3 separate regions of the Mus musculus genome follow, and regions 1 and 3 are each linked to region 2. Evidence: chromatin loops called from intact Hi-C (ENCODE). Cell type or tissue: left cerebral cortex. All regions are shown on one strand. Links, peaks and the distances in the headings refer to the core of each region. The heading gives the core; the rest is flanking DNA. Region 1 overlaps Dlgap2 (DLG associated protein 2). Region 2 overlaps Dlgap2 (DLG associated protein 2). Region 3 overlaps Dlgap2 (DLG associated protein 2).

The links. Hi-C counts contacts between places; a loop is a spot of excess contacts. Peaks named below come from ENCODE experiments on the same cell type or tissue, not always from the same donor. Only the 100,000 strongest peaks of a DNase experiment are listed, where the experiment ranks them.
Region 1: a loop joins it to region 2, with 4 times the contacts of the local background. A loop is called at or near these places in 2 of 42 quality-filtered maps.
Region 3: it touches region 2 in a loop (10-fold over the local background); 2 of 42 quality-filtered maps call a loop at or near these places.

The regions. Positions count from the first base shown.
Region 1 is chr8:14,377,087-14,387,051 of GRCm38, reverse strand. All of the region lies in intron 3 of Dlgap2 (DLG associated protein 2), which reads right to left. Among named protein-coding and RNA genes, the nearest start is that of Gm26184, 110 kb to the right of the region's middle. In left cerebral cortex, for the core only: no CTCF peak of the experiment used is centred there; DNase peaks (open chromatin) are centred at 4,046, 4,228, 5,151, 5,389 and 4 more places; H3K4me3 peaks cover 2,926 bases; H3K27ac peaks cover 1,781 bases.
Region 2 is chr8:14,496,934-14,506,898 of GRCm38, reverse strand. The region is part of intron 3 of Dlgap2 (DLG associated protein 2); the gene reads right to left. Among named protein-coding and RNA genes, the nearest start is that of Gm26184, 230 kb to the right of the region's middle. In left cerebral cortex, for the core only: no CTCF peak of the experiment used is centred there; DNase peaks (open chromatin) are centred at 3,077, 4,583 and 5,737; H3K27ac peaks cover 610 bases.
Region 3 is chr8:14,108,645-14,118,609 of GRCm38, reverse strand. The region is part of intron 1 of Dlgap2 (DLG associated protein 2); the gene reads right to left. Among named protein-coding and RNA genes, the nearest start is that of Dlgap2, 18 kb to the right of the region's middle. In left cerebral cortex, for the core only: no CTCF peak of the experiment used is centred there; DNase peaks (open chromatin) are centred at 5,126, 5,673, 7,614, 8,030 and 1 more place; H3K27ac peaks cover 4,037 bases.

The DNA.
Region 1 (9,965 bases), core at 967-8,966, 120 kb after region 2:
AATCTATCTAGAACATCGCTCAGCACTAGAAAGGAATGAGCTAGAGTCTCGGGACATTAATAAGGGTTAGATTTGAGCCAGAAGGTACCTGTCCCAGGTAGCACATATAGTGAACAGGTGGCTACAAAATCCTGCCCTCAGAATGATGGGAGAGGCCCAGCTTGGTGCCTTCCACCCTGCAAATATACAGAAAGGGAGCAAGATACAGCTATCGCCCACCAAACCCAAACACAGCAAAGGTGAACTGGTCATCTATACAGATTCCAGAGCAGCTAGGCTCCAGACCCAGGTGCCAAGGACTCTTGGTCCCTTTGCTAGGAGCCAAGAAACCACTGTGGCCACAGAAATGTCTAGGTGTTGGTGACTATTTGGAAGTGTGACTTGGTTTCCATGCTGCCTAGCTTTTGTCAACCGGACACACGCTAAAGTCATTTGGGAAAAGTGAGCCTCAATTGAGAAAGTGCCCTCGACAGATTGGCCTATGGGGCCAACTTTTATTTTTTAAATCAAAGATGAATGTAGAGCAGCTCAGCTAATTGTGCAAAGTGTCATCCCCTGGGTTGGTGGTCCTGATTTGTATAAGAAAGCCAGCTTCGAAATCCATGAGGAAGTCATAAGCCAGTAAGTAGCATTCCTCCAAGGCCTCTGCTTCAAGTTCCTGCTCAAAGGTCCCTACATTGAGTTCCTGCCCTGACTTCCTTCAGTGAAAGAATGACCTGGGAGCTGCCATCTGAAATACATCCCATTCTTCCCATTCTTCCCGTGTTGCTTCTGGCCACGGTGTTGATCACAGCAACAGACAAGCGTTGCTGAAACACCTACTAGAATTCACTTCTGGGAACTCCCTGTTGTTCTTTCCTGCTTCAGAGGAACTGCTTACAGAAGATGAGGGCTCTCACTAGAGACCAAACCAAATGCTAAGGACAATGGGTGGAGGGAGCTGTCCTTGCTAAGCCATCCTGCACTGCGACCCAGCGAACATGCTCAGGTGACAAATCAAACCCTTAGGTGTAGGACTGGGACAAGGAACTCAGGAAAGGTCCAAGGAGGTCTCCATGTGCTCACAGAGGCCACTATCTCCTCTTAGACTAAAAATCGCAAATGGCTTAAGAAGATATCTTAGAATTCTTAAGAGTCCAAGTTACTCAGATGCACTAACCTATACTACTATGGCTGTGTGTGTGTATGTGTGTGTGTGTGTGTGTGTGTGTGTGTGTATGCATGCCACAGCTCACGTGTAGAGGTCAGGTGGAGGTCAGAAGACTATTTTCAAGAGTTATTTCTCTCATTTCACCATCTGAGTCCTAAGTATCAAACTTAGATAATCTATCAGGCTTGCGGGCTAGTGCCTTTACCCATAGCCATGTGGCCAGCCCTGGACTATACTACTTGTGGACCCCGGCAATCAGGACTCTCAGTCTCTGTTATCAAAGAAGCATGTACAAGAGTGAGGGAACAGGCACAGGATGGTCTGAGAAGGTGGTGCATGCCTGAGAGACACTGCATTAGAAGGAAGACATAAGCAGAGGCTTCCCGTGACCACCGCTGAAAGGTTGCACGGGCAGATCTCTGCAGTTTTGGGATCAATGCCGAGGCTCGACCTCAAGGCATGCATTTGCAACTCAGAGGCCACACTGTCCAAAGGACGTTAGATTCCAAACTAGAGAGAGGAGGGTTTCGCCACAAAAGAGAAACAAAAAGTTCTTGAGGGGCTGTTTTACCTTTGATCCTAGGGAGCAACATGCTTTTAACCAATATATGCAGACAAGAAAGACATTTCACAATAGCCATTCTTCACAGAGAAACGTTAAGACTTTTTTTTCCCTCCATGCTAGTTGGACGAAAATGCTAATTTTACTACCAGTCATGAATAAAATAATGATCTAATATGCAAATTTCAGGTAACAGCTGCATCTCCATAAACAACTTCCTGATTCAAAGTGTGAGAGCTCCAGCGTCAATGAGTGCTGTGTGCACAGAGCCCAGGGTGCATAACTGTGTTTTCAGCTGCTGGGTGCATAAAGGAAGCACACCATTAACATGTGGGGGTGTGACTGATTCAGAAATATCCCACACACTGTACACTGGCTGGAAGCACACAGTGCGTAGGTGTCTGCTGTTATCTCAATGGCAACAGTCATGCCAGCATCCTTCCTAAGTACCCTCTTACCTCCTCTGACATCTGTAGTTCTTCCTCAGCAGCCTTCCTTGCCCCTTTCTCAGACCACCCGTGTGGGACATGGGGGATCAGGCTTGTGTAAGAGGGGGATAAAGCATGGCTTCATGGCATGATCCATGAAGAAAGATAATGCTGGAAAGACCATGTTTTCTAATACAGCACAGAGGACTGCAGAGCTCTGCTCCCACGGTCTAGGATATTGGGAGTTTCAGCAGCCTGCACTGACTGAATACTTCACGGAATTCAGCGTACCCCACTGAGGTGCAGACCCATTCACTGAAGGAGAAACAAAAAAATAAAACTCAGGGAGGAGAGATTGCTCAGAAGGGGAAAGAACAAACCTCACAAGCATGCAAGCCCAAGTTTAGTCTCCAGAATCTTTTTGGTTAAAAAAAAGAAGAAAAGCTAGATGCAATGTGTGATCCTCGCACTACTGCAGAGACAGCATGTGAGATAGGAAAACACGGCAGAAGCTCAGAGGCCAGCTGGAATACCCTATGCATGGCAGACAGAAGGCTGGCCCCGCCTTAACAAGGTGAAAGCCATGAACTCAGTCCCCAAAGTCAATCTCTGACCTCCATACATACATGGCACACTACTTACACACACACACACACACACTCCATGAAGTAAGTTTCAAAAATCAAAACTTGCATTTTATGTATATAAAATGACGCTAGTCTAGAAAGCAAAGGCTGCACATAGTTTGGAAGCCGTGTTTGAGACCACGAGAGAGAACTAAAGTTTGTCCAGAAAATACCTAGAGGCCTCAAACAGCATCACAGCAGGGCTGTGAAATGTCTGCCAGAGACCTGTGTGCACATGCTGTGGTTACATGTGGGTGAACACTGTCACAAAGTCATACTTCATTTCTACTGCCCCACCTTCTGCTTTAATTATATTGAACTGATTCGATTTAAAAAAAAAAAGTACACATTACTTAAATACACTTAGCACTGAGTAATGGATACATGTAAAGGCGGGGTTTAAACTTAGGGAAAGAGCCAGTGGCCTGCTTCTCTAGCAGATGTCTAACTGTGCTGTGATCTAAACGTCTCTCTAGGCTTACTTCCAGCAGCAACCTTCAACTTGGGCTACAAATCCAACCAAAGGCTGGGACATCCATGCAGTACTGGGATGTCGAGTGTGGTCCTGTGAGCTCTCTCGGGTGAAGGGCAAGGGTGATGGGTGGTTGTGGGTAATAAAATACTTGTTGCTCGATGAAGCATAATTTAAAGGGCTGGGTAAAGTCGAATGGACTGACCCTCACCTGGGAATAGACTTAAGGCTACAAAATTCCTCCTGGACACTGAGCTCCTGGAAGGTGACAGACCTGAGCTCTGGGGATAGAATTATGAATGAAGCAGTCGATATCCACCTGGAAACGCGGAAGCCAATGGCAGCTTCCCTCTGGACATGCTCAGTCCTTTGCAGCGTGCAAGTCCTCCCTGTGAAAACTCAGCCATTTATAACGGGGAATGTGTACAGCCAGCGACTACCCAGATGCGGAGGCAACAACAAGTCTCTTCGGTGCCCGGAAGGGGCCAGATGTGGCCAGATGTGGCCGTGCTCTTTGGAGAGGAGTGTTTCCTTTCCAGAGGGAAAGCAAGAATAAAACGGAACATGTCAAGGCAGAGTGAGAAGGAAGTGTGCGGAGAAAGACCACACCAGGCACACCTCATCTTCATCCCTGTGGCTCGCTCACCCAGAGGAGGCTGGGGACCAGCCACATCAGCTGGACCAGCTACACAGTTCCTCGCTGCAAAGGGGAAAAAAAAAAAAAACCTTCCTGGCTGGTGTGAAGCAGTTGGCTGGGTTCTCAGAGCTCCCTGTCAGACTGTGCACTCCAAAGCACGCTTTATTCAAAAGCTCAGCAAGTCCATGACACTTGCACACCATCTCCTCCTACAAAGCCAAGGAGGGCTACTTGGGGTAAGCGCGAAATTAGTGCTTTGGAAGGGGCTTTGGTTATAAAGACCGGGCACAGACAGCTCTTCCCAGCGGGTGTCCATCCCAGCACCTCTCCCCTCTTTCATCCTATTCAACTGCAGCTGGGAAGAGCTCAAAACCCTTTACTGCACTCAGCCACACAAAGGAAGCCCTCTCCGCAGGCTTCTCTCTCTTGCTAGCCTATGAAACACAGGTTTAATGACCTAAGGTCCCTGGATTTACTCATTCCCAGGGGATCACGGAACCCACAGCCCAGTTGCCACATCTTTGCTGAAATAAAAGGAGAGCCAGCCAAAACAGTGCTTGCATTACAGACTGCTCCAGTATCTGGTGACTATCGAAATGATGGTTAATTAGAGACAGAACTTGTCTGCCTAGGACAATGCTATGGTCCTGGATTGCTGTGCAAGACCATCTCCCCCAAGTCCCCCCAGAGAATGGAGGATGCTCCCTGGATTGCAGTGCTGTCTCCTGGCTGTCACTACCATCTATCAAGACATGAGTATTTCACTTACGAAAGCAGTACAACCCTAGGTCTATGAAACAGAGCAATGAAAGAAAAAAAAAAAACATAAAAAAAAAAAAACATGCTGCAAAGTACAGAGAGGTAAGCAGCTGTCGGTTTAGCTGGTCGAGTGCTGATCAGTTAAGTATCATTTCCCAGAGGCCACGGAACTAGTAAAGTCTACATCCAAGACACAGGGAAAGTGAGAAATGAGTCACCTTTGACTTACCGAAGCGAGACTCCTGCTGCACGCCTTGCAGCATCCGAATGTGAAGTGCAAGGCAGCTCCACAGCAGATGGGAAGCTATGCACGCAGAGGCACTTCAACCTCGCTGCAAAGGAAGGAGGAGGCCAGGGTGACCAAGTGAGTGGTCACAGCTCCAGTCAGCCTCGGCTTGGACTAGGCATCCACGGTACTCTGCAAAACAGGCACACTGCAGCACGGTGGCGGGCATAGGATCCCTATGCATGTCCCATATATTCAAGCGTAATAGAAAACATGGATCTGGAGTGGATTCCATGTGGATATGGGGGCTGCCTGGCACTGAGCGCTAAACGCAAGCTCTCTGCTGGTAACAAAATTAGCCATGGAGATGGACGCCTTGATTAGAGCACAGTGCTGTCCCCCGGGACAGCAATTACGGAGAGCAGGTGCTCTGTCTCTTGCTCTTTCAGATAAATGCCTATAATCTCATTTCACAAACGATCCCTATTTAGACAGGAGCCACCTATTGTGATGATATCATTTGCTCTAGTAGCCATAAATGGGCAACTTCCTACGAAGCGTCACAGAGCTGACGACACAGGTCTTCATAAAAGTGAGTGGGCAGGGTGTTCGGAGAGGCCCGTCTACACGAGCAACTCATGCTGAAGATTCCAAGCGCCCTGGCATCTGAGAAGTTGCAGGGGAAAGAGGCAAGCCTTCCACTCCAATCTTTCAGTATACCGGACTGGGCTAAGAACCAACTGTAAGCAGGAGGGGGAATGGGAGGGCAGACCAGAGACCGCTGGCATCTACACATCCTTACACCTGCTTCAGTTGCAGGTGTCCTGGTAGAAAATAACCTGATCACTTATGTTTGAAGTACAGAAACTCCACCCGAGGAGGCAAACATTACACACAAGAATCCTAGTAGAGTTAAGGGTGTGATCTGGTAAAGATAATGAGAACCTTATGTGCCCAGTGGATGGCCAAAGGACTATGCCTAAAACCTCATAATAGCAAAGTAACTTTCTCTAAAAGCACATGCAGAATAACCAAAGAGCTTGGGTTTATTAGAGCTTTGGATTCCTCCACCGACATGTCTACAGAGACAGTGGCTGGTGATGACCAAGGATAAGAGAATAGCCATTGAGCCTGGCCACTGTGCAAATACTGCAGGAGACATTCAGAAATACTGTCCTAGAAAAACCTCCCTGGATCTCCCTGAATTACTCCAGTGGCCTGACAGCTCACTTGGAAAAGGCAGGGTTTCTGCTAGACAATTCACTATTCATAGTACTGGCTTAGGACAGGACACACTATGTTTGGACCAAATTAGACTAACATACTCCTTTAAAGTACGTTGTGGCTCAACCATTTAAGCTGCAAAGTTTATAGTGTGCTGCTACTGGTCTGAGGGAATGTGCTTCCGGACCCCAGTGGGGAATCTGTGTTGAGGTTACTCAGTGTAAAGGAGTAGCCACAGCAAAACCTTGCTTTAATATTCATGATATGCGTACAGTAAATCTGGGCTGGAGAAATAACCCAGCAGTTAAAGAGCACCAACTGCTCTTGGAGAGGTCCTGAATTCAATTCCCAGCAACCACATGGTGGCTCACAGCCAGCTGTGATGGGATCTGATGTCCTCTTCTGGTGCATCTGAAGACAGCTACAATGTACTCATATACATAAAATAAATAATTAAATATTTTTTTAAAAAAACCCAGTAAACCAATACAGATCTTCTTCAGTCTGCCCCATCAACACAGCAGGTTACTGGAAGGAATAACTAACTATACATACATATGCTTCCTCTCAGTGGACACTGAAGACCTCTTTCAGGAAAGTAAGCTCCTGCAATAGGATGTGCTCAGCAAGGAGGTTGCCTTCACCACTGGAGTAGGTTAAATGCCTTCCTCCACGCCCACCCTGCAAAGCTATGTCCACTTGGGTCCTCAGAATACCATATTATTGGAAATAAGTCTTTGTAGACATAATTATGGACCTTGAGATGAGATCACTCTCTAATTAGGGAAGACCAATGACAAGCATCCCAGGACACTGACATCAACGTGAAGACAGGCAAATTAACTAGACTGATGGTTCTATAGCCAAAGAACACCAGGATCTCCAGTCACCACCAGGTTGTGTAAAGAGGCGTGGAATGGACCCCTAGAAACTACAGAATGAACCATTCCCTCAGCTTGTACCTCACGTTCAGAGTCTGGCCTCCAGAGCCAAGAGAGAATTAGTACCTCCTGTCTTGGTCACCAGGCTACTGGCACTACTCCCTGCTAATCACTCAGCAGTCCATATCAGGCTCTGGAGTATCTCATAATGATACCACAGAGAAATGATGCAAGCGGGACTCAGATCTGGGATCTACACTTTGTTCACTAAAATGTCTTATCAGTGGCTCCTTGCTCTCTAGATGTTTCCTAGTTCATTGAAGACCACAGAAGTAGAGTCTCCAGTCATTAAAACAACTGACTCAAAGTCCAAAAAAAAAAAAATGATAGCTAATGCTATGTCCCTCTCCCCTGCTTACTAATGGAGTACATTTCTGCTTTACCTTCTTCTGGTGTTGTATCATTGCCCAGAATCCATGGTTAATGAATCCACCCACTACAGTTTCCATAAGTAGAAAGGACCCCCAGATAATATTGAAGTGGAAGGGTGGGGCCTGAGGTAATGATGAAGTGGGAGAAGGAGCTGAAGTTATAATGAAATACAAGATCAAAGGCTGGAGAGATGGCTCAGTGGTTAAGAGCACTTACTGGTCTTCCAGAGGTCTTGAGTTCAATTCCCAGCAACCACATGGTGGCTCACAACTATCTAGAATGAGATCTGGTGCCCTTTTCTGGTGTGTGGGAAGACAGCTACAGTGTGCTCATATAAATAAAATAAATATTAAAAAAAAAAGAAATACAGAGTGAGACCTGAAATAATGCTTACATGGAAGAGTGGAGTCTGGGTTAAGAATGACAATGGAGAGTGGGCCTTGGAGTAATGAATAAGTAGAGTAGAGGCACCTGATGTAATGACTTTACTCCAGGCTGTACCCAGGGATGAAAGGGTACAGCCTGGGGTAAAGTTGACACAGGTGAGTGAGGCCTAGAACAAGAAGTACCCTGGGAGGCACATGGGGTAAGGATGCCACTGTATGGTGGGATTTGGTGAGGAAACAGGATACAGCACTGCTGGCTTCACATTCACCAGGTTTTCTGCCAAGTGGTGGGAACAGAAGACAGACTAGATCAGAGCAAACCTAGTAAATTCACCAGAAGAAAGAAAGAGGAAGGTCCAACCTAGAGGAAGAGGAAAATCCAACCAGAAGGAAGAGGAAAATCCAGCCAGGAGGAAGAGGAAAATCCAACCAGGAGGGAGAAGAAAATCCAGCCAGGAGGAAGAGGAAGAAAATCCAACCAGGAGGGAGAAGAACATCCAACCAAGAGGAAGAGGAAAATCCAGCCAGGAGGAAGAGGAACATCCAACCAGGAGGAATAGAAAAATCCAATCAGGAGGGAGAAGAACATCCAACCAGGAGGGAGAAGAACATTCAACCAGGAGGGAGAAGAACATTCAACCAGGAGGAAAAGGAAGTCCAACCAGGAGGAAGAGGAACATCCAACCAGGAGGAAGAGGAACATCCAACCAGAAGAAAGAGGAACATCCAACCAGGAGGAAAAGGAAGTCCAACCAGGAGGAAGAGGAACATCCAACCAGAAGAAAGAGGAACATCCAACCAGGAGGAAAAGGAAGTCCAACCAGGAGGAAGAGGAACATCCAACCAGAAGAAAGAGGAACATCCAACCAGGAGGGAGAAGAACATCCAACCAGGAGGAAAATGAAGTCCAACCAGGAGGAAGAGGAAAACCCTTGTACTAAGGGTTCCCCAGGACCATGTGCTTTGCTCATCTGCCTCCTGAGAGCCTAAGGGACAGTACTATAAGGGACTTGTACCTTATTTCACAGAGGGAGGAACCAAACCACAACTGAGCCATCTGGATCAGAAGTGGCTCTAGAACTAATATGCTCCTGTCCAATACACAGTCCTATCTCATACAGAAAACAGAGACCAGCGTGGCCAGCGGCACACCAGGCCTGGTAAACAGTTGGGTTATCCTAGAGAGAAGGATACCATCGTAACCAGGGTGGCTGGAGGCACCTGACTTATGTAGGATCAGCAAAACACAGCTGGGAAGAGCTGTGGTACTGCCAGGGTTGGATTTCTGTATGACAGAGCCAGGTGTCTATGAACTCACCAATGCTGGCATGGTTGGGAATTCTGAGACATCTGTCACTTGTCTCTAATAGGAGCTCTGCCCACATCTTCTCAGACAAACACTCTCTTTCTCACTCGGCATCTAGTCCAGCTCTAATCATTAAATACTGAATAAAGATTTGCCAGAACCTTCCATGTTTTCCCGACGGCAGTTTCTCACCATCTCTTTTGAAGCAGACGTGAGTGCTTGTTTCTGTCAGGGAAACTGACAAAGCTCTTAGGAAATCTGCACAGAGCCCCACCAGATAGGATCCTTGATTTCTAAAGCGGTAGTCAGATAAATGCTTAACTATCACCAAGGAGTCATGGTCTCCCTCAGATTGACTCAAAACAACCATAGATGGACAAGCTCATCCACGGAAGAGCTTTAGTAAAACTGCCAACTTGAGTTGCTGACTGAAATCGGTTGTCAGCGAACTTTAAGAGGTCAGTATGACCACCCAAGTCAACCTCCTTTCCGTCCTTTGCTGACCTGACTCCCACTGCTAAAATGACTCCAGGTTGTTGATATTTCATTCAAGGCTGATTTGGAAATCACTGTTCATGGCTGCACAAAGCTATTCTCAGTATTCCATGGATGGATTTCACCACCCAGAGTGAGTTCTGGAGCTGGATGAAGCTTAATGTAGACTGCTGTGGCATTCGGGCAGGGCAGGGGTCATCAAGGATGCAGCCATTTCTTGCAGCTCAGCCCAGGTGACAACCTCCTTGTTAAGCACCCATATTAATTTCTTATCCCCAGGAGGAAAGACAAAAATACAAAAACAACACCCACTGCTAGTAAATTAGATCAAGAGACAACCACCTCCTGTGCAAGGCATTGTGAGGCTGAGTAAGGGTACAA
Region 2 (9,965 bases), core at 995-8,994:
TTAGAATATACAGCATGAAGTCCTGTTAGGTTTTCATATTTCTCTCACCTTTGGATTAGTCATTCGAATCCCACATGAATACAATGACTTGCTGACATCTGATGTTTCTAGTGTGCTGAGGATCTAACCCAGGTCCTCAGGCATAACTAGGCAATGCTCTACCAAGGTGCCATACCTCCTAAAATTGATTTCCACATAAAGATCTTGTTTCCAAAAACCTTGTTGAGCTTGGGTATCATTTTTATAATGTTAATACATTCCTTAGGGTTTCCACACTCTTTCACGTTCTCTGAAGATAGATACTGCTTTCCTCCTTCCACTATGCATTGTGTACTTATTCCACCCACCCCTTTGCTGGCCAGTACCTCCAGCACAAATGGAATTGAAGGTAGGATCTCCCCTTAAAGCGAATCAAGATCTCACTGTGAGTGTGTGTGTGTGTGTGCACACTCACAAATACTACAGTGTCTCTATTTGTTTCTCTGCTCACAGGCATGCAGAGTGGTGTTGTATTTGGGCTATCTGTGACTAGTGTTATGGTGTGCACAGGACAGATAACCTTTGTGATGTGGTGAGTTAATTGCCTTTGGCTACATTCCCAGAAGAGGGACTACTGGATCAGTCGTGTATCTAATGAGGAGTTAATGTCCGTAATTTATAAAGAACTCAAAAAAAAAAAAAAATAAAACCCAACTCAATAGTAAAAATCAAAGGACCTCATAGATAAATGGACCAAGGAGCTGAACAGGAATGTCTTCAAAGAAGACACAAAACCAGCCAGTGTGTGATAAGATGCTCAGGGACATTAGCCATCAGAGGAATAGAGATCTGACCCTGAGAGAATCTCTTCAACCTGCTGGGGTGGTGGTGATAAACTGTGGGGGTGCCACCTGCAGGCTGGGGTTTGGAGAAAGCCACTGCTCCCAGTGTGAATGGAAAGCAAGTGAGACCAACACCACAGAGGTCAAAGGTTATTTCACTCCTCTACGGTGGGCCATGTAAGGCTTGTGCACACATGTGATGTACAGTGGCCAGTCAGAGCTGCTTACCATGCACTGACCTCTGGCTTGCTCTCCTGTGGTGAGAACATCTCAAACCTACTTCCCTAACCTTCGGTCAGCAGGCCAGTGCCACCGGCTGCACGTGTCCCTTTGGTCAGCAGGCCAGTGCCACCGGCTGTACGTGTCTCTGAGCTCTCTCTTCCTGTGGACCTCATGTGTTATGCTCTCTCAAAACCTCTGTTCAAAGGTTCCCTTCAGCTAACCATGGCCTTTGAGGAGCATGTCCACTCTATCTGGGTTACCAAACTTAACTGGCCTAATCTTGTTCATCTCTCATGATTCTTTTTGAAAACTGCCTTTAAGTACACATGAACTAAGCCTAACATGCTATTTACCATCAGAGTGACCATGAGGAATAGATACCATGTGTAGCACATGCCTAGACACAGCCTGAGGTCTACGTCCTTCTGAGCATGCTCAGTCACACCAACAGAGTCCTGTACCTCACTTCCTATCATTACTCTCTCTGTAACTATTGTCACCTTATAGGCTCTGGATTTTTTCCAATCTGGATATTGTATTTATCTGTTATATACTACGGGACATTTTGTATATGACTTATTTCTCATAGTATAAAGCTTTTGAGGATACCTACTGTAGCATATGCTAAGGCTGATTTACCTCCCTGGCTGTATAATATTTCACTCCACATACATGTCACATGCTACTTAGCTTCTGTCAGCTTACAGCCACTGTTTCTGCCTCTGAAAACGTGCGTGCAGTCCTTGATAGGCTCCTGGCTCTAAAGCCTGCACAGATACACAGGTGTGGGATTCGTGGGAAATTATTTACTAGAACTTTTTTAACTAGAATTATTTGCTAGAAGCCTACTAATTCTTGGTTTCCAGTTTCATGGGCAGCCAAAACTTGAAACCCTTTGCCACAGAAGTATTCCACAGTGCACCAGGAGGGCACCAAGGCCACTCTTCCACACTCCCTCTGACGCTCACTTCCAGCATGTGATGTCATCTCCCACTGTGGCTTTCAGATACACATATCTTGTGACCAATGATTCTGAGCAACTTATCAGAAACTTACATGAGTCCATGTATTTGTTTTCTTTAGAGAAAAATGTTCCTCCAACCCATTGGCTGTTCGTACACCAGGCTGTCGTTTTTGCCGCAGAATTTCAGGCATCCTTCAAAGAGTGTGGCTAGTACTTACAACTCTTTTTGTTTCTATACGGTTGCTAGTATGTAACATGGGGTGTTCCTGTTTTCTTCACCGGTCGTTATGTGTACCAGTTTGAGTTGTCCTCTGAAGAACCATATTTTGTTTTCACCCTTATCAATATTGCATTACTCTCTGCTCCATCTTTGCATCAGGTATAGTTGTAAGTTCAAAACAGAATCTAGAAGGCTAAAAAGGCCTTGACAATAAAGTATATGCCTCCGGGAAGGTCTATGTTCTTAGGACATACTGTTAACATGTGCTCTGGGCTATGGCACTTACAAATGCACACACTCACTTGCATCCCTCTTATGGGAGAATGCCTTCCTCCCATCTTTTAATGCCACTTTGCCGTTTGTAGTGAAGACCTGAGTATGAGGCAAATGTTGAGCGACAGGAGAATATTTTTGTCACAAGCTGCTGCTCTGGCTACTTTTTCTAGATAACAGGCTCTCTGGGAGCAAAAAGTCTCCTAGGCATTGGTGTGGTTTACACACTGACCACCAGGAAGCCACAATTTTCCGCATGCCATTGCTTTACTTGATCTGTCTTCCTATCGTTACATCAAAAGGACATGGGACAGGAATAAAACAGTGAATGAAGGAGATCATCACTGGTCATTTAGTGGCAAAGCTGCCTCTTTTACCTTCCCCCGCAGGGCTCGCCAGCAAATCTGCCTACAGACAAAAGCAAGGATAGAGATGCTGAGTAAGCGTGGCTATGCCCTGGACCACTGACTTCTACCAACTAAATCAGTACTTAGACTCCAGCGGGTTAATTACCAGGCTGCATTTTGGCAAAGCTGTGGGGTTTCGTGAAAGTCCTTCCGAGATAAAGGAAGGGGAGTATGCACCAGAGAGGTTCATGCAAAAACAACATTCACACTTGCTTTTGGAAACGACTGGGGAAAGCCACGTGGGCCAGCGCCTCTCTGTGAAGCTTCACTGACATCTGGGCTGCATGCAGCTTTTAATAAATCATATTTATAAAGGAAAGAGGAAGCAAAGATCAACACCTGAGAAACGGTTTTCCTCACCCGTCCTTCTTACATAACAGAAATTTTTCCTTTAATATTTTAAACTTTTAGTCATATGAGGAGGAAAGAGAAATGTCATCCTCCCACTAATTGGTTCTCAGAAGTTCTTTCTATTCCCACCCTAGGCAGCAGTCTCTGATTGGGGTCATAGGGCTGACATCATTCCCTCTCACAGTAACATGGCTTGTGTGCCTGTGTTGGATCAAGGCCTTTGCTTATCTTGATTGTTTTATCATTTTCCCCCAACCAAGACAGAATAGAATTTATTCTGTAATTATGACACCACGTTTTACTTTTAGCTCAGGAACATAGGATCTTTCAGTGGGAAGAGATGCGCACACACCCAAAGATGAGAAACACAATCACTCAGTAATGGGGATTACACAGTACAGTTTAGGAATAATATATACTTCTATAGATAGATAGATAGATAGATAGATAGATAGATAGATAGATAGATAGATAGATGGTAGATAGATGATAAAGATTGATACATTGATTGATTAATTGTTTGATTATAGATAGTGGATAGATGATAGATTGATCAATATATTGATAGATGATAGAAGGAAAAATACATGTAGATATAGGTAGATCTCTATGATATAGATAGAGGTAGATAGAAGAAAGAAATACAGACAGACAGACATGTATTTGTGTTTAAAACCTAATTTGGGAACCCAGGAGGCCGAGTCGGGAGGATTGCAAGGCATACCATATAGAAAGTCACAGCTTCTCGTTCCTGAGGCAGAGACAAGCTATGCTGCTGTCACTGCTGAACCTCAGGGTGACTTTGCCTCTGACACTAATATCCCAGGTTGCTCAGCAACCTCAGCAAAATATGTGTCAGGCACACGCATTATCCTGTCCAGAAACGCTCCTCAAAACAAGAAAAGAGACAGCAGACACCTCCTCCATAGCCTCAGAAGTTCACAGATTGGTGTCTGGGACCAGTTACCACCTCGCACACTGATTGGTTGGCTTCCAGACTCTATCCTCAGCATCTGTCTCCAGGACAGTGGACATAGGCAGGCCTATTCCTGGGCCAGGGACCTCCCGTCATCCATGACAGTCATGGGCTTGCCAAGCAGGCAGCTGAGGCACAGGCTGTTGCAGCTTGAGTCTCTCCTACTCGCAAAGTCTGTACCTAGTTCCCCAGTTTGCTTTGGGTGAGTTCTGCTTTCCTGCTTTGCACCCATTTTCATTAAGGCCCTAGAGATTGTCCTCCTCCTTCGAGAAGGCTTGGCTGCCTCCTACTTGGATCCAGATTGCCCTGCCTCCCTTTATTTTTGCTACTGTTTCCAGGAGACACTGAGGAGGAAGTGGGGAGGAGCGGGCTTCTATCTTGAAATAGGATTGTTCTGCGCTCTAAGCATATGTTCTCGTGGGAGGAGGTGTGCATATGCCCCACTGAGATTGGGTTGTAGCCATATGCGGGAAACATCAGCAGCAACATATGGCTTTTAATTCATTAGAGAATATCATGTGTAACTCTGGGGCAACAGCGGTGAGGAGAGCGGAGACTGACTTGCGCGGTTTCTAGAATGCCTCCACACATGGGCTAAGGAGGCAAGAATGGTGTTAATGAGCGATGCTCCACGTTACACAAAGCTCAGCCTCATCTGACACACAGACAACAGGCACTGCTAATTAACTGGAAAGGCTGCAGAGCAAGCAGAGGAGACATCAAAAGAGCAACCGGAGCTTCTGGAATTGGGCTTGCCAGTTTGGAGCCTGACCTCTGCTTGCTGCCTCAGTTTCTTGCTCTGAGAAATGAGAAGACAGTGGTGTTAATGGACACTCATACACTGATGTATATATCATGTGCAGCCAGTGCTCTGAGGCTTGAAGTGGGTAAAGCATTGGAACTAAACTGTCTGCCAAATGAATAGATAAACTGGTCCCAACTTGTAGGTTGGGACCATCTAGGGCCTGTAGATGTTTGTGCTTCTTGGTCTCTACCTAGAGGAGGGGCACATCTCATCTGTAGAACTGAGAACATCTTAATGTCATCTTCTGTCAGGGCTAAATGTCACATGGATCCTAAGCTATAAGGACTCTTGTCTGCATAGTCTCAATGAATAGATTGTGGGCTCTAAGGACCCCGGGTAGCTTTGACTCAGGGATATAAGGACCTTGGGCTATATGGACTCTCACACTGGGCTGTAAGAGCACGGGGCTGTAAGGGATTTGGTCTGTGAGGCCTCTGGGATACACAGACAATGGTTGTGAGAGCCTAGCCCAGTGAGAACACTGGGCTATGTTAAACTCTTACCTTGGTCTGTAAGGAACATGGGAATATATTCCCCCAGCTGGGAAGTTCTGCCTACTGTAGCCTAGGGAAGGTGTCACTAAGTTGAGTCTGACTCAGTCCCTGCTTCCTGCAGGATTGAGATACTTCATAGACTTTAAACATAGAAAAAGAGAGATTCTGGGTCCAGTGTATTACTGAAGCTCACGAGGAACACTGTAGTTGCTGAGCTCAGGGAAGTGGTGTCACCCTTCAGTGGTGGAGAAGACTGCTATGGAAAATAACCAAAGCTATCAGCACTGTCCACCTGCTGCTAATGCGGATGGCTGACAACAGGCCCAGCCTTGCACTGGGTGGGTAGTGAGTATATGCACTGAAATAAACAGATCTCCACACAGAGCCCTAATATCATCTAGTGGAATGCAACAATTCTAGATACAGCAAAGAAAGCAAACTCTTAATATCATGCAGAATAAAATCTCTTTAACAGCTACTTCCTGGAAAGTATCTGTGAAGCGTTTCTCTTTGATCATGAAAGTAATTCATTTCAATCCTAACATCTTCAGACTGAGTAGTTGTGTCTAAATTGGCCCTCACACCCCATCCTACCCCATCACCAACTGTAGGTCATAGCAGACCAGCTAAGCCCACATATCCAGTGAAGGGGGGGCTGTGATTTGGGGGTTGGTGTGATGGGGGAATAGAATACTGGGTCCTATAGCAGAGCTGGCTGCATACAGCTTCACTCAGGAATCTCAGGATGAGATTTGGAACTTTATTTAGACAAAGCTCTAAAAGAACCGCTCTTTTGCTCCCGTTTCTCCTTTACTGTGATAAAGCACAGAAAGCCTCTAGTTGGCCTTAAAAGCCCACCGGCCCATTTATCATGGCCAGCCCAGCCGCAATGCCCAAGAGGGGCCTGGAGGTGAGACAGGAACCCATCCATCTAGGACATGTCCCTAATCCATGTCCTACAGCGGAGCTGAGAACAGATACTGATACAGAACTCCTTGCTGAGGTCATGGGAAGGGCAGCCAAGCTCTGCACCATTCACAAGCACAAGGTGTTCCTTGTAGCTTCGCTGCAGGGAAATCTCCTAGCGCTCAGTCTGTCCAAACTGTAGACACCCACATCCAGCCCAGGTGAAAGGCAGTGCTCTGAGGTACGTGGTGGGTGACTGAGCAGCTATACAGCTCATCACAACCCGGTGACCTGAGGCAGAGCACAGAATTCCAGAAGCCACCAACATCAGGATCTACAGACACAATGGTGAAAGGGCAGACTGTTCTTTCAATGTGCATACCTGAGCTTTTCTGCTTGGTCTTGGCGGTGTTTTTAGAGTCTTAACTTACCTTGATTAAGTCTCATGTGCATTTATATCTACCGCCTTCTCTAGAAGAGACTCATTGGAAGGCTTTTCTAAATATAGAATGTCTTGGTGTGATGGTTTCTGTATGTTTGGCCCAGGGAGTGGTACTATTAGGAGGTGTAGGCTTATAAGAATAGGTGTGTCACTGTGGGTGTGGGCTTTAATACTCTAGTCCTAGCTCCCTGGAAGTCAGTATTCTTCTAGTAGCCTTCAGATGAAGATGTAGAACTCTCAGCTCTGCCTGCACCATGCCTGTCTAGATGCTGCTGCCATGCTCCCACCCCTTGATAATGGACTGAACCTCTGAACCTGTAAGCCAGCCCCAATTAAATGTTGTCCTTATAAGAGTTGTCTTGGTCATGGTGTCTGTTCACAGCAGTGAACCCTAATTAAGACACTTGGTTTTACTTCTTAGTATTTAGACTACTACAGATGACACAAAGGTTAAGCCTATCCTTCAAAGGCCTCGGGGTGGCAATATTGGAAAGTAGTGAGACTCTCAAGAGAACACCAGGTCCCGTGTCTCTTGGAGACAGACATTGTGAGTGAATTGTTACCCCTGAGCCTGACCCCTGAGCCTCTATTAGGCTTGATAATGTGCACCTCTGCCCCATACACACAGACTGTCCCCACTGACAGTTTTTAGTAATACAGTCAGGAAGAGGATCCCCATGTAAGACTGAACCATGCTGTTTGAACTTTCAGTCTTTCAAACTACGAACAGGAACAAACTCAAATGCCTTCTGTGTTTCTTTATACTGAATGCCCACTGACATAAACTTATTATCATAATGCATTTCTATTACCTGTCCCTGGCATTCTTGTGGCAGGGGTGATTTGGATGCATTTGTACTGAGTGGGATGTGTAGGGGGCATCCTGTGACATATGAGACCACAATAGTGTTATGTGTCCTGGCCCATTATTGTCCATGGCTCAGTAGACATGACCTGCTCTAGTGCCCAGCTCTTTAGTGGAGATCTTTCACCCTATTGGAGCCAATGTTGGACCAGGGATACCCTAGCAGATATCTCTCCACAAAGCACACAAGAAAAACGGACAGTAAGTTACATCAACTGTGGGCCAGAATATAAAACAACTATTGACCCTTTCTTTGCTAGGAATTCATTTGACTGTTATAGGCTGGAGGTAATCTCTGCAGTTGGAGGCTTCCAAGAGTGAATCAAGAGGATTCAGGGACAAGCCACAGAGGCCTGGCAGCCATGACACTATGGGATATTTCAACACCTGGCAAGCCTGTGCCTTGTAAAAGAAACCACACAACTGATGGGCAGATGAGTCTTCCCTGACATCCACTCATGTGCCTGTGTCCTTCCCCGCCTTCATCCACATTAAGCAAATATCAAACACTATTGCCGGTCCAACTCAGCTCCTCTACGACAACATTTCCACCAGATCCTGGTGGGGGCTGGGAGAAGTGTGACCTCCTGGAAGCTATGAATGAGACGACACAGGAATAAAGCCAAGAACTATACAGCAGCCAGGTTTGCATTCTCATTAAGAAGTTGGGAAGCAGGGTCCATCAGAGGAGCCAGTGATCCCAGCACTCAGGGAGAGTGATTGGGTGAGGTGGGCATGGGCTAGTAAAGACATGGATTATTTGGTAGAAGTGAGGATTGCTTTTCTTTCCTGGGTTCCTGTTATACAGGTCTAAAGGCTCCTTGTACTAGACTAAAGAATGTCCCCTAACCTGATGTCACAGCCCTGACTCCCACTGTACTGTCTGGAGAGAGGACCTTGAGAGACTCACCAAAGCCAAATGAGGACACAAATGTGGCTTTAGTCTGCCTGACTGATGTCCTCACAGGAACAAAAGGCACTGCTGGGGTACACAGTGAAGGAAAAGGCCACATGGGGACATAGGCAGATGGTGCTGCCACCAGCTAGGTGGTGGCACTCCTCTACCCTAAGACCTGAACAGAAACCAGCTCTCCATACCTCAGTCTTGGAATTCCAGCCCTAGGACAGTGAGGAAGGAAATTACTGTTTATTGAACAAGACAGGACCTAGCATTCTGTCACAGCCTAGGGGACTAGCATGCTTGGGGTTTTGTGAGTTGTCTGCTAAGTTAACAAGTTGACTCACAGTAGCCCACAGATGCTTTGGGCTGGGTGTGGTTAACAGTGAGGACATGGATGTGATTACACAAGAAGCTTGTGTCCTTAGGTCAAGGTGACTGACAGGAACAAGAAGGGGCTGAAAATGGGTTTGTGTCAGGCAGCCATCCAGGGCTGTAGTCAAGAGTTCCCATGAAAAGCACGGGCGCCCTACTCTAGGTGTGTTCCCACTGAAATACAGTGAGATGTCCCAGACTCCAGGACTCAACGCACTTCCAGGTATCTTTTCGTGGAATTGAACAATTTCAAAATGTTTCCATGCAATATATAATAAAATTAACATTTGTAATGGTCCAGCCCCAGGAAGCTGTACAGAAGGGTTCCATGGGCTTTGTTCCACTTTGGGGAGGAAGGTTTTGACATCTTAGTGTCAAAAACTGGAGGAAAAGAGGACGAGCCACATGCTCAAGACTGCCCCCCCCCCCACAGTAGAGAATCAGTAACAGCCATGACCCACTGGCCAGACCTCAAGGCCTCAACATAACTTTCATTTATCTACCTAAGCCTTACAACTAAGTGTTCAAAATATTTCCATAAATGTCTGCTTTAGTGGAAAAGAAGGGTTTTTTTGTTTGTTTGTTTGTTTGTTTGTTTGTTTGCTGTCAATTGCAGATAAGACAGACTTAGGCTCCTGAGTTGCTCTTGTCCTGTCTCAGAAGCAGCAGAGCATGGTGGGAAAGTGTGCCTGTGCACAAGGCAGTGGCCTCCTAACACACCCGTGTGTCTTAAGGAGAAACTTTTCCTTTGCCAAGGCTATATGCAGAAGTGCTCTCTGGGTAACCGCCAAGACGGCAGACACAACTCGGATTGCAAATGATGAGTATTGGTGATGAGATAAGACAGAAGCCAGGACTTGATCGGGGACTGAAACAAACCTGGACGCAGTGAACACATAGATACATATGTATAGGACTCCCGGGCTATAAAACCACGGTAAGGAAG
Region 3 (9,965 bases), core at 958-8,957, 390 kb after region 2:
AAGGAAGAGGAATTGGCAGAAGGAAAGAAGAAACACCCTTAGGCATTCCAGGGATCTATGTGAGACAGAAACCATGTGCCACCATGCGCTGGGCAGCTCTGCCATATTCAGCGAGTACAATGTGAACAGATGTACTTATTTCTGATGTCCAGGCTACAGCAAAAGCACCAGAATTAACTGCGACTGCTAAACATACCGTGCATAGCATCCGCCATAGAGAATGCTGGGCTGCAGAGAGAAACTGGAAGTTCAGTGAGCTCAGAGGAGCTAGCATCTCTCCACACACAGGCTGGCTGTCGGGTGACAATGCCTAGAGTGGCCAGGATAAGAAATAAAGGTGGAACTCACTGCTGGAGCTAGCGAGTTAGCCAAGGGAGAGACTAAAAGCAGTAACCCAGTGACAGGCTGAGCAGCTGACACCAGAAACACCCTGGTGAGGAGGCAGGGGGTTGCCCTGAGGAGACAGACCCACACTCAGAAGCAGTCACCAGCAAGGCAAGCCGTGAGCATACAAGGCTGAACTCGGGGTATAGGCGCATACCTCTGGTGTGCTTCCAAGCCCACAAAACAAGTAACGCAGCAGTAGGAGTGAAGAGTCCCCTTGTGTCCTAGTTAGGTCACTACTGCCGTGGTAAAACACCATGACAAAAGCAACATGAGGAGGGAAGGGTTTATTCAGCTTGCACATCCACGTTGCTGTTCATCATCAAAGGAAGTCAGGACAGGAACTCAATCAGGACAGAGAACCTGGAGAGGTGCTGCTCACTGGCTTGCTCTTTGACCGCTTGCTCTTGCTCAGCCTGCTTTCCTATAGAACCCGGGACCTCCTGCCCAAGGATGGCTCCACCCACATACACTGGGCCCTCCCCCATCAATTGCTAATTAAGGAACCGCTCTACAGGCTTGCCTGCTGCCCATTCTTTTGGAGGCATTTGCTCAATGGAGGCTCCCTCCTCTCTGATGACTCTAGCTTGTGTCGAGTTAACATACAACTTAGCTAGCACACCACGTAAGCCATGGGTCACGGGCAATGAAGCTGGTCCAGACAGACTCTCTAGGATGTGAGATGACGATGCAGGGAGTTGTCGTCTGCAGTGGAGGTGGGAAATTCCACTCTGTTACGATGTCCTAACTGTACTCACCCGCCTTGGGGTGGCAGAGAAGCAGAGTAAGGCATTCTCTCTTTCCACTCTAATTCCTTGTGCACAGTTGCATTTTTTTCCTTAAATATATGAGCAAATAGGTAAACTTCTCTCACAAAGCACACAATCCTATATTTCATGTTATCTTTAAATTCTTTCACTCAATCCACCTAAAATTAAGCAGTAGGGAAACAAGAGCTACTGCCGCCTGTTCTGCTGTTTTGTGGGAAGCAGTCTAGAGGCAAGATTAGGTTTTGCAAGGAAATAATCATAATAAGACCTACAATGTTAAAGACACCTCACGACAGCAGGACGCTTAATGACCCCTCCAGCAGGGCAGATCACCTGGTCTACTGACCAGCTCGGAATCCAGCAGTCCCTGTCCTGGGGCTTGAATCTGTGGTCCAAGTCTGACAAACTTCCTAAAGTGCTGGGAAGCAGGGAGAAGCCATGTCTTCATCCTTTAGCAGCAGGCCTGGGAACTCACTTGTTAGATGGTACGGCATCTGAACATAACGCATCTCAGGAAAAGTAAACCAGGGGCCATTGCGCTAAACAATTACGTCCAAGTAATGTAGAAAAGAAACGTGCTTAGACCTGAGAACAACTGTGCGCCACCGGATCATCCAGTTCTAGCCGCTTCTGCACAGACAACCAGAGCCCCAAGGTGAGGCTGGTTTGCAGATAACCATGGCTCTCTGGAGAAGAGGCCATCACAAAAGGAAGTGGAAATGTTAGTGTGTGTGTGTGTGTGTGTGTGTGTGTGTACTCAGCAATCTGCATACTGATCGATGTACCTTAATAAAATAACTCTTCAGAAAGCATACACATTGGAAGAAAAGCAGAGTGATCATTAAAGGGTCTCTGACGTCATCAATAAGCACACTGTCAAGTGTCGTAGGATGCTTGGCTGGATAGGACACTGTCACCCATGGGAGGGTACAGTTGGGAAAGAGAAACACCAAGACAAGAGACACATGACACCAAATAGCACAGTCCTTAGACTCAGGTGCAGAAGCAAAGGGGACCCAGACTGTTCACTGTCTCCCCAGATCTAGAGGAAAGGGTTAGCTGTTCAAGCATTGCACTTGAAGATCCAGAGCTGAGCGACAATGCAGGGGGAATGTTTAGAAAATGTCTAGGAAATCCATGTATCAACTGAGCATGGATTCTAGAATTCCATGCCTAACCTCACATGACAACACAGACTCCAACTTCAGGCACACTAAAAATTCAACAAAATTATTACTTCAGATTATACATATATGAAACATAAATGAACTCTGCCCACAGTATTTCATTATATTTATATAAGTATCAACAAATCTGAAAAAAAAATCTGAAGCTCAAAACCTTCCTAGCACACATTTCAGAAAAGTGTGTTTACCCTGTAGTAATACTTCATATATGCTGGTTGATAGTTTCTTCACTACTTATGGGGTTGGTGTGTGTGTGTGTGTGTGTGTGTGTGTGTGTGTGTATGCATATATATTTGTATGTATATATATATTTGTATGTATGTGAGTGTGTGAATCTATGTATGTATGAGTATATATGTATGTACAATACATGTGTGGGCCAGCTGTTGTTCTTCAGGTATGATCGGCTGTAGAGGGATGTTAATCCAGCAACATGGCTACTCTGGATGGAACACAGACACACCATTAGCACACACCTTTAATCCCAAACAATGAAGGTAAAGTTAGTTTGTGGAAGGAAGGCCCCATATTTGAAAGGGATGTCTAAATGAGTGGCAGACAAAGTGACAAATCAGAGAAAGATTTGACAGAATAGGATACACCCAACTCTCACAAGAGGAGAAAGGAGGGAAGCTACTTAAGGGAGCAGTACAGAGAGGAAAGGCAGTTTTGCCAGAATAGTGATAGAGAGACAGGTATCTGAGAGAACGAGCCAGACACAGGTGAAGACAGAAGGAGCCAGAGAATGAGCAGCAAGAAGATTAGAACAGATTGCCCAAATTAACATAAGGCCAAGCAGAGCAATTCAGTCAGAGGCCAAGAGAGAAACCAGATTGAATCAGTCAGTTTGGAGAGGCAGAACAGCTGAGTTGAACCAGCTAACCAGAGTTCAGAAAGAACTAGAAAGGGTGAGTTTATCAGTAGTAAGTCTCAGAGGCTGAGACTTCGAGGACTAGATAAGATTGCACAGAGGCTAGAAGCTTCCAGGAGTAGGCCTAGACTAGCAGATAGAGGCAGTAAGGCTCTGATGATAATCACTCATCATCAAACAAAAGTTACTTTTTACAATCAATCTTGGTTTTATTTTTAGACAAGGTCTCTCACTGGCTTAGGGCTCAGGTAACCTAGGCAGACTGGCCAACAAGCCCCAAAGATCCTCCTGCCTCTGCCTCTCTGCCTCTCTGCCTCTGCTTCCCCAGTGCTGGGACTGTAAACTCACACTAGCATGCCTGTTCCTTTTTATTGACTTACTTATTCCTTACTTGGACTCTAGGAATCAAAGTTGGGGCTTCACTTACTAATTCACTTCTGCAGCCCTAGATCTGACTTTAATAGCCAGACACCAAGATTCACAACATGAAGGAATGTGTCCCTCATAGAAGCAGCTGGTTTTACACAAAGAACCCATAGAAGGCAATACACCTTTCTTCTCAGTGAATGAAAGATTCCCAGGACTGCTTTATAAATACAGTTGAGCTCTGTCAATGGGGATCTGACAAAATACACCATACAGTAAAGAGCAGAGTGGGCAGTGATCAGAAGATCCCTCAGAGAGCAAGGAAACCTCACATCCCTCCAGCTTTCTGCCTCCTGGAGAGCCAGCTCTGCAAGCCTCAGGAACTTCATCTTTACAGTGATCTGTGTAACAACCATGTGTGGGGATAGCAAGACAATCCCGGTGCCCATTTCACAAACAAAATAACTGTGGACAGCTCAGCCAAGTCCATGTAACCCTCATCACACCATGAAGTCACACCCATAAACTCAAAAATAAGGAAGACACTTGACACCTGGTCCACATGCCCCAAGTACTTAATAAGCAAATATCAGACAAACTCAGACTCTGCTCAGTGACTCCAATGCAGAGAGCTGGGCAATTCAACACCACCCAAACACTGCTAAATTCATGAATCCAAAAGAAGAAAATGAAAGACACGTGGCCTTTCAAGGAGAGCCACCTGAGCTCATATGCAAAGCAGAGTGACTCCAAACTCCTTCTCTGCCTGTGGGCCATTTTAGGTGACTCAGCACCAAGAACTGGCTACTGGTAATGATATACGATTCTGATGGCACACCCATGGATCCAGAGGAAGGATTCGCTGTGGCAAAATGCCATTCCTGGGAACTTACGGACTATGCTACCAGCCAGTGAAGCGTGGGAGCAGCTCAACCACAAAGCACCCTTCTTTAAAACATTGGTAAGACAAACGGCCATGGCGTGACCACACAATCTCCAGCACCCAGCGGAAACCATTTTCCAAAGCAACTTCGCAGGGCTGTGCCACTGAGCATGTGTGCTTTTGTTGTTCCGGTTTGCCCGTTTTTGTTTTCTCAAGTTAGGTAATCACATGACCCTAGGTTTGCTGGGTTATTATATTTTATGTAAGACTGTAAGCTGCTAAAGAGGGCCAGAAGGCAAAGGAATAGTAAGGGGGAAGGAAAGGATTTGTAGCAGTGAATTCAAATAAGGCAAGGGCTCCGAGGTGAGGAATGAACATGGGTCGGTGAAGAAAAGTAACAGGAGTTGTTAAAGAACCTTCCGGGAGGGTAACAAGGCTGATGCAGAGGCCTAGCCGCAGGAAATGACAAGGAACGTAGGGAATCACACAATATGGGGCAGCTTCCCATAAAAGCTCATCGTGAACCCCGGGAAAGAGGACATTTTGCAGAAAGCCCCGAGAGCCAGAAAGGAGAAATCTGGATGTGACAAAAGGCAACCGAAAACATCGTGCCGAGAAGTGACATGATAAAAATGGCTTTAGAAAGATTATCCCAGCAGCTGTGTGTAGGATGGTTTCAAGCCGAGAGAGACCGGAGGCGTGGAGATCTGCTGAAAGAATGTTCTCCTAATTCAAGCACAGTGTGGGGAGGCGTGGTCGGGCGCCGAGCCTGGGTGGGAGAGCAAGGAATTCTGGGACCCGACCTCAGTTTCCCTGCCTGTAAAATGTGAGGCTTGACCCTGCAAGGACTCAGCTTGTACTTTTTGACCCAGCAGAAGTCCATCCTGAGGCCTCGGTAAGATCCAATCAGGGAGAAGAAACACAAAGTCTCAACCTCACACCCGGCTTTGGCAAACTGAAGTTCATGCATTTTTATTACATCTTAAAATCTCAGATATACAAGATTGCACCGTGCTAAATAAAAACATTAGAGAACATTCTCAAGGAGTGGGTTGGTGGCTGCCCACCCTGCTCTGGCAGGCAGAGGCCAGAAAGCCTTGGAGTGATCCCCCACCCCCACCCAGTGCCTCTTCCCCATCTCAGTGCAACCACGTCATTTCCTAAATGGTGCTCATCCATCACCCTCTCCCACCTCATTCACAAGCATCACCCACTGAAGGTGCCACTCATCCTCTGGACCTCGGTGTCCCCGCCCACCTGTCCCCGCCCACTTGCTCCTCACACGCCCACTAGCATGTGAGTCCAGCCGAACCAGCAAGAATGCTTCACGATCCTCAACGTGAAGCCGCATCAGAAGCGCCTGTTGGGCCAGGGAGATGGCTCGATCCATGAAGTATTTGCTATGCAAGCCTGAGAACCTGAGTTCAGATTCGCACCACCATACAAAGTCAGTCATGGTGGTGTGTGCCTGTAGGATAGCCAGTGTTGTGCTGGGACAGGGCAGATCCATGGAGATGAACCACCAGCTAGCCCAGTCAAGTCATGAGCTGCATGTTCAGTGAGAGCACCTGTTGTTAAAAAAAAAAAGAAAGAAAAAGAAAACTAAAATAGGGTAGACAAGATGGCTCAGCAGGTAAAAGCTCTTGCTGCCTAGCCTGATGACCTGAGTTTAGCCCTCAGGTCCTATGTTATAGGAGAGAAGTGATTCTCATATTGTTCTCTGACATCCACACATGTACCCACCCATGCATGCATATGCACACACACATAATAAATAGATACAAACACATAAATAATAAAGAGTGAAGAAGGCATCCAACATTGACTTCTGGCTTCTCCATGCACATTAAACTAAACATACACATAAACAGGTACACACAGATATGCCAAACTCACGTGTGCAACCTCAAAGGCTCTCCCAAGCCCAGCATCAACCTTACCATTCAATAATGCTTAAAACTCAGTGGTTTTAATCAACTTCCTCCAAGCCCTGCTCTGAACTCCAAGCATAGGTGGAGCCTGTGTGCACTAATCTTGAATCCCAACATACCCTGAGGTAGCTACCCTTACTGCCTAACACCATGCTACCTAGAAGCTCCTAACACAATTCTTGAAGTGCACACAACATGCACACAGCACAAGCTTGGGTGTGCTGTTCCTACCACAGCCGGCTTAAAAACTCACAACTACAACAATCTCCAGCGAAAGTTCCAAAACAACGGCAGTGTGAGACATCCAAGCATCAGCAGTCAAGGTCCTAACCCAGTGAACTGACACACTTTTCACAGTGTCTGACTGATGAGAACAAAAGAACTCACAGAAGCCTCTAGGCTGGTTCCCAGGCCCTCCCGCTGCTCCCCTTCTGTGCCTCCATCCACTCTCCCTGGGATTCCCACTTCCCCTGTATCTCACCTACATGGCTACTCCTTACACGCCTGTCCCAGGCTCAAGCTCTCCGTGCCCTCCTCTCTCACTGCAATTCTCTCATTGCTTTTTCTAAGCAAACAGTTAAACTAAATATAATTATGATTTCATTAACTCCTGTTCTTTCTATTGACTGCATTCCCTGATTTCCCCTAAGGACCTTCGTGTAAATAAGTCCTAGCTTTATTAGCCAGAAATGCAGAAAAGGAAACAAACTCACTCCCCTAAATGGGATGGGTCTCTGAAGTGTATTTAAGTTATTGTTCTGAGATACGTAGTAGCAATTCTTCAGAGAAGTAAGCCTTATCCTTTCTCTGTAAAGAAGTAGGAAGATCTTTGCCATATTGTTACACCAGGTGTAAAATTTCAGGTTTAGGTCCCACCCATAAAGATTACCTAACTTTTCAATGGATTCTGAGTTACCTGTCTGCAAAAGAGAGATGGCTGTCGCTGACTTAAGTGCACCAAGGTCAAATTCTCTCTTAGTTTGTAACTGCTTGGTCTTTTAAGAAAAAAAAATGTAGGAGAAACAGACTGACAGTGGAGCAGAGTGACAACTTTTTGCCATTTCCAAAATTAACAGCTGGGAACAGGGACGAGCATGAGTCGATTCTCATAATTACCCATCTCCCTCTCCTACCTCATTCACAAGCATCACCCACTGAAGGTGCCACTCATCCTCTGGACCTCGGTGTCCCCGCCCACTTGTCCCCGCCCACTTGCTCCTCACACGCCCACTAGCATGGGTCCAGCTGAACCAGCAAGAACGCTTCACGATCCTCATCGTGAAGCCCCATCAGCACGGAACACATCTTGCGCTGGGAGATGGCTCAGTCAGTGAAGAATTTGATGAGCACGCTTTAGGAAGTGACATACAGTCAGTAAAGCCTGGTGAATTGGGGACACAGGACGAGCATCCTTTTTCAGAAGTTGCAGAACGTAGCGGACACAGAAGGATGATTGCTGTGTGTCTAGCTGTGCTGTCCATGAGGGGTCTCGATGAACTAAGCTCCCAGGTCACCTTACTCGAACGGTCCTGACCACCATTTCCATCTCCTCAATCATACATTTCAAAGGAGAGCCCAGTATCTGCAACGCCTGGACAGAACTCACTGCACTCGGCACAGAACTCATGGTCAGAATGAAGCCAGGAAGCCAAGGCTCCTCTGTGGTGCCTCCCACACAGAAACATAACGGCCACACCAAATCTCTACAGCAACTGTGCCTGGCCGACGCTCCAGGAGCCTCCAGCAACCCACCTCTCTGCTTGCCCTGCACCATACAACCTTCATGTCTGTGCTTCTCACTGGACCATGGGATTTTCAGGCCAATGGTTAAGTCTGACTCATTTTTTTAACCACAGCCATGTGAACCTTCTAGACAGCTTCTCATCCAAGGGGTACAAGGGACAGGCGCAAAGCAATAATGGTCGCTACAACAGGAAGTCGGGGTGGAGCCGAGGCTCAGCCCCTCCTCTTTATTCTAAATTCAGAAAAGGCCTGTCTGTAGTGCCTTTAGCATGTGAGTGTGATGACCATGAACTGCCAAGTATATCATACTGTAAGAAGAGCACAGGACACACACCTGCCACACCTCCAAGTGGCAGGAAGATAAAAATGGATGATTCAGAGCCTAGGAGTCACCCTGGGTGCTATGTTCAGAGATATAGATGGTGTGCCTCTTGTGTAGTAACAAGTGGCTAGTTCTTTGTGAGGGAGAAAAAAAAAAGCCTGTAAAAAAGGAAGCCAGAAGTAACAGAAACTTAAGAGTTAGTGGAAGGACAAAGTCAGGAACTGAGAAGAAGGCAAATCCCTTATAACCCTTAATATTTTGTGGTGCCCTCAAGGAGAAGATGGGGAGAGAGTCAGAGGAAGGTCAGGAGACATACAGACCCTCCACTGCCAATGCTTAGAAGGACAGCATGGTTAAGCTCCATGGTATTTACAAATAGCAGGCGCTGGCAAGAGGGACTAGCAATACCTGTTGCTGGCAGAGGGGTAAAAGAAGAAACTTCCAGCTAACAACCATCTGGCCAGGGCACCTTCCCAGGTGGAAGAGTGGGCCCTGAGATGAAGATTTCAAAATAGATTTATTTCCAGACTGGACACCGTTCAGAAACTAAATTTAGCCAGCTTGAATTCTTTTTTAAAAATGCTATCCCATTAAGCCTTTTCACAGAGGAAGTCTACATTTCATTACAAAACAGAACACAGCGTTCTGGGATCAGCTGGAGGCCCAGGAGGGGCAGCTGCAAGGTACACACAGTTGGCAGACATACAGTGGAGCTGAGGAGAAGGCAGGCTCCAGGCAAATGAACCAAGGGACTCTAGCTGTAGTCACCTTGAAAATCACACATAAAAGCACTTGTGGTCATTATTTTAAAAGATAACCCATTTGGTAAATTAGACAAAGTAACTCTTTAATTTGCCTCTTTGTTGCCGTGCCTTTGTGACTCAGCCATTTCTCAAATGCTCTCCAGCTCCTTCCTTACTAATTGGTTTAAATTTTTTGATCCTTTACTTATATATAAAGCCTGTTCTCCTTCTCAGGGTAAAGGTGCTCCTTCAACGATCACATGCACTATGGCTTATCTGGGCCAACAAAAAAAACCCTACATATTCTCTCATCTTCCTTGAGCCTTTATCTTGTTTGGAGACAAGGAGACCAGGTGTCCTTTGACACTTTGTGAAGTTCTTGCCTATATCCTCTTATTGGCCTCTGTCATCCCCATGACTGCAGAGACTATAGCAAAATTGGCATTGGCTTCTGGGCACTGCTGGCCTAAGACACAGTTGACTAATAGTTTTAAAGTTCTTAGAAGTGGTCATGTTACTGGAGTACCAAAGTTGTACCCAAGGAGTTCTTATCAAATTCCTGGAATCCATAAACCTGACCTTATTTGGGGCAGAAAAGTCTTTGAAGGTCTGCTCATCAAGGACTTTCTGGTGAGAGGTTAATCCCAGGTCTCTGGAAGAGGGCCCTAAGTAAACCAGAAGTATTCCGTGGCACAGAGATTTAGGTATATACAAAACCATCTGAATACAGAGACTTTGGGAGACTGGTGTGGCCACAAGTCATGG